2 separate regions of the Homo sapiens genome follow, and region 1 is linked to region 2. Evidence: chromatin loops called from intact Hi-C (ENCODE). Cell type or tissue: heart right ventricle. All regions are shown on one strand.

Region 1 (2,500 bases), 230 kb after region 2:
TGACAATTTTATCTGGCACTTGTATCTCTTTTATTAAACATAATTGCTGTGTATTTAATCAAAAGGGAAGTCCACTGGGCCAACACTTTTAAATTACTTCCCCTTTCTGTAAGAAACAAAAACTAAACCTTTTTATCAAGGGAAATAGATAAACAGCTTCCAAGTTCAACAAGCCATGGTGTTGTATGGAAAACAAAGAACTAGAAAGAAAGAGAGTTAAAACACAGTGAAGTTAGCCCAGCTCTGTGGTGCTGCCAGCCATGTGCCATGTCATGAATCCCCTATCCTCACTTGGAAAAGGAGGGACCATGGTTCAGGAGGTGACCCAGGATTATAGCACAAGTCCATCTGACTCCAAAACTTCTCTTTACATTTCACTTACCTGAGAAACAGAATATACATCGTCACTTGGCTGCAGCTTTAAATACACTCATGAATAGGTTTTTGCTTCTTCATAAAAACACTCAGCTCTAGGCAAACACACACAATCCAAGGCTTGCTGATCCTACACCATTCTTAAGACAAGCGGCCACAGTTTAATTCCAATTCTTAACTAATTTACATGCATGCATAAAATAAACATTTACAAAGGATGATAAGGTAGATGTGTAACTATTGCACCCAAAAAAAAATGAGCTAGTTATACTGACAAAGAACTATTAAGAATCCAGCACCCCTTCTCTTCTCCCATGTAATTATAGTTCTTTAAATTTGACTTTCCCCAGAAGTGAGCAGAAAAGAGCTGCCTAGCACTCAGAAGCAATAATCACAAAATTCATCAGTGGCAGGAAACTATGAGGATGTGCACTCAATGTTTATCCAATGCTATTTGCTCCAAATAGAATTACGGTAAGACTGTGACAGGCACTGTAGGCTGGCTCACTCAACACCTATTGTCAACCACCTGTCTCCCTTGCCTGCCTCTACTTTTAAGGTTGACAAAGCTAAATATTCACTTTCCCTGCCTTTTCATAAGGCAGGAACGGGGCATGGACAGGGGATAGACAAGATGACATGTACCAACTCTCTGGCCAATATGACTTAAATAGAAGTCAGCTGGTGGAATTTCTGGGCAGCTTTTTCTTTTCCTGATAAGAGAGACAGATGAGGCTGGCACTACCCCCCACCCCTTACTGCACACACACTCCATCACCCTTCTCCCAGAGCTAGGGCAGCCACCTTGGCAAGTAGGAGGAGACAAGCCTGAGAACGAAAGTCAACATATGCAAAACGGCAGAGCAAAAAGTCAAAGAGCCTGGGTCTCTGAACAGCAGAATCAGCACTAGCAACTGCCTACCTCCAGCTTCTAATTATACAAAAACATTAAATCCCTATTTGTTTAAACCACTCTAAGTCAAGCCTTCTGTTGCTTGAAGCTATTTCTCTAACATTCAAATAAACACTATGGTAAGTAGCCACGTAAAGCCCAGCTACCCTAGAGCATTTAAGCACCTAACTTTCTTTGGGTTTAAATTTGCATGCTGAGATGAAAACACACCGGACTCCAGACCAGGCATTCACTGTGACTTGCTTTTGACCTTAGCCAAATCATTTCACTTCTCTGAGCCTCAGCCTTCTCACATTTGTAAAGTCACATTTGTAATGATGCCTGTGCTGCCTATTTCACATGACTGTTCTGAGGGTCAAATGAAGGACCTCACTTTGAATAAACCCTAACGTGCTATAGGAATGTAAAAGTTGTATACTCCTTGAATGTATTATGCTCCCTGTATATATATTTAGTTGCCACCTATCTCACTCCCAAATCTGACAACAAATATACTATGGCACTGAATTTACTCAAGAACACTACACAAGATACTGGTTTTTTAAGTATTCTTCCCTAAAGGATATTTATGCTTTCTAGCCAACACACAGAATCTACTTTGAAGCAAAAAGGTTCAAATCTAATAAGAGACAGTATATATGTAGTGAAGGCAGACAAAAGAGGTACTCTAAAGTTACAGATATTCCAAATTCTGCTTTATAATTCATCTGTTGGTTATATCTGATTAAGAAATTTGATTAAGGAACAACTATACCAAGAAATAAGCAATGGTGGCTTTGTAACTCAATACAGTTAACTAACTTCAAACCTCTTATTCTGTGAAAGTTCCTCCTACTCAAAAGCGTTTTTCAGGTTTTTTTGTTGTTTTTTGTTTTGTTTTGAGATGGTCTCTTGCCCAGGCTGGAGTGCAGTGGCGCGATCTCAGCTCACTCCAACCTTCCCCTCCCGGGTTCAAGCGATTCTCCTGCCTCAGCCTCCTGAGTAGCTGGGACTACAGGCGCGTGCCACCACACACCCAGCTAATTTTTGTATTTTTAGTAGAGACAGGGTTTCACCATGTTGATCAGGCTGATCTCGAACTCCTGACCTCGTGATCCGCCCACCTCAGCCTCCCAAAGTGCTGGGATTACAGGTGTGAGCCACCATACCTGGTCCAAAAACAATCTTTAAACATTGTTTTAGTTATTAATTACATAAATACTCATTAGATAT
Region 2 (2,500 bases):
GGAAAGGGAAGGGGCTTCTCTAAAGGAGGTAAATTTCCCCCACAAGAGATAGCTTTGCAGGGCCATTTAAAAATATGTCAAAGAAATATATTTTGGGGTAAAATACTTGATTTTTCTCAGGGCCTGCTATCTGTCATGTGATGCTATACTGGAGTCAGGTTGGAATTTGGTATCTTATTGCTACAAAGAGCCTACTGTGTCTTAAGATCTCTGTTTTAATTTTAAGGCCGATCAGTTCAGCCTGAATTCCAAAGGGAGGAAAGTATAATGCAGCGTATCCAATTCCCTTTTACCATTGAAACTGCCTTTGCAAAATTATGACTGAGACAGTGAAAGAGATCCAACTTAAATGACTCCATCTTGCCTCTAACCTCCAAGCTGGGCATAGGCTGAACTAACTTTGGGAAGAACTTATAGTTTATGGTTTAAAACAAGAACAATAACATCCCTTTCCTAAAATAAACCTCCTTCTTGACTACTAACAGTAGCCACAAGATTAGAAATTATGGTTTAGGAGTCATGCAGCTGGAGGCTACAAGATTCTGACCCTCCCTAAACTGCTCCTAAGATCAGTACTTGAGAAGTTTTGCAGACCCTGCACTTGACGGATCAACTGGCACCACCATATCAAGAAATTGGCCCATCTGATCCTGTGATGCCCACCCAGGAACGGACTAAGCGCAAGAAGACAGTAACGCCCCATGATTTCCTCTCCATAATTTCATCTCCGACCCAGCCAATCAGCAGTCCCTGACTCACTGCCCCTCCCCTCCCACAAATTGTCTTTAAAAACTCTGATCCTGGGGAGACAGATTGGAGCAATAATAAAACTCCAGATTCCCGCACAGCTGGCTCTGTGCGAATTATTCTTTCTCTATTGCGATTCCCCTGTCTAGATGAATCAGCTCTTTCTAGGTAGCATGAAAGGTGAACCCAACTGGGTGGTTACACCATCAGGTTCCCATCATGGCCTGAACTAGCTTTTTGGAATTTTTTGGAATCCCCTTGTCCCCATAGGACAGGTCCATTCAGTCGGTTAAGGGGCTTAGAATTTTATTTTTGGTTTACAATATAAATGCAGTTAGGCTGAACTACGAATGAAAGGAAAAAGACAAAATACAAAATGGAATGACTAAAAGCCTCTACTTCTAGTACTGATCGTTGTTCAAATTTGTGTTTCATAGCATCCTAATTTTTTTCTCCTTATTTTAGAGCCGCTTTATTTGTGTGAAGTGAGAAATTTACTCAGCAAAATAAAAAGTACATAAATTTATATGTAAGTAAATCTACCTAAACTTAAAAGTAAAAAAGCAGGGATGACTACCTCCAGAAAATGAAGATTTTTCACACTGTCCAGCAGGTGGCTCCCCTGCTTTGGACTTAGGTAGGGAGTGCCTGCTGTCCACAAAAAGCTTGTGCTCCAATGATCAGAAATGGCTTCTAAAACCATGTGGTTTATTCCTCTGCTTCCATGTAGATTTGCACCTAAGTCATTCTAAGCATATAAAAATGACCTCAAATAGATTTTGAAAACTTACCACATCATCAAAAAACATTGGTGTATCCCCAACCTGTGTAAATAGGCATTTAAATTAGAAGTAAACACTATGTACACACATTTTCAGATGGAAACTATCTTTCTTAGCAAAACCTGAAACTGTCATGCCTCTTCAAAGGGAGAAAGCATATCTAGCTATTTGCTTTCACAATTTGGTGAAAGAGAGAAAAAATGGTAACGTAAAACTATGTCCAATAAAGTTTATTTCATATAATTTAAAAAATATGTTAAAATAGCCATACCTCTTATATGTATAAGACAGTATCTTTATACTTACTGTTTGGAAAATTTTAATATACACAACTTAATCTAACATGATGTAAAGCTCTCAGGTTTAAATAATCTGTTGGTATTATAAGACAACATTCTTTCCTCTACTTGGTAGGGGTCATTAGCATGATTTAGCATGTGGAAAATGTTATCATTATGCATTTATGATTATTCACAGTAAAGAGGGTATGTGGATGGAAGGGCAATTGAAAAGGTTCACCCCATAGACAATTCCCTTTGCAACTCTTCCATCCTGCTGTGCTACAAACTGCCTACTAACATCAGAAATAACATGGGAGAGAGAAGGGCAAAGGTCAGTTTTTCAACTGTCAGTGTAAAAGGGACTAAGAATACACCACCCCCCACACACACACACACACACACTCACACACTCATTCACTGTACTAGCTAAAACCAGCGTCCCTCACCTGCCAATCTGCTTAGTAAATGGCTCTATCTTGTTGTTGTTGTTTGAGACAGGGTCTCACTCTGTCACACAGGCCGATGTGCAGAGGTGCAATCATGTCTCACTGCAGCCTCACCCTCCAAGACTCAAGCGACTCTCTCCTCAGCCTCCCAAGAAGCTGAGACTATAGATATGTGCCACCATGCCCAGCTAATTTTTGTATTTTTTGTAGAGCTGGGGTCTCACCAGGTTACCCAGGCTGGACT

What was found. Peaks named below come from ENCODE experiments on the same cell type or tissue, not always from the same donor. Only the 100,000 strongest peaks of a DNase experiment are listed, where the experiment ranks them.
Region 1: it touches region 2 in a loop (2.5-fold over the local background); 2 of 110 quality-filtered maps call a loop at or near these places.

What each region holds. Positions count from the first base shown.
Region 1 is chr2:197,892,655-197,895,154 of GRCh38, reverse strand. All of the region lies in intron 1 of PLCL1 (phospholipase C like 1 (inactive)), which reads right to left. Among named protein-coding and RNA genes, the nearest start is that of PLCL1, 89 kb to the right of the region's middle. RefSeq lists a silencer at 956-1,250 and enhancers at 1,443-1,502, 1,543-1,592. In heart right ventricle, no CTCF peak of the experiment used is centred here; a DNase peak (open chromatin) is centred at 1,134; H3K4me3 peaks cover 716 bases; H3K27ac peaks cover 2,500 bases.
Region 2 is chr2:198,126,704-198,129,203 of GRCh38, reverse strand. All of the region lies in intron 5 of PLCL1 (phospholipase C like 1 (inactive)), which reads right to left. Among named protein-coding and RNA genes, the nearest start is that of LINC01923, 250 kb to the left of the region's middle. In heart right ventricle, CTCF peaks have their summits at 1,165 and 1,365 (motif pointing right); no DNase peak of the experiment used is centred here.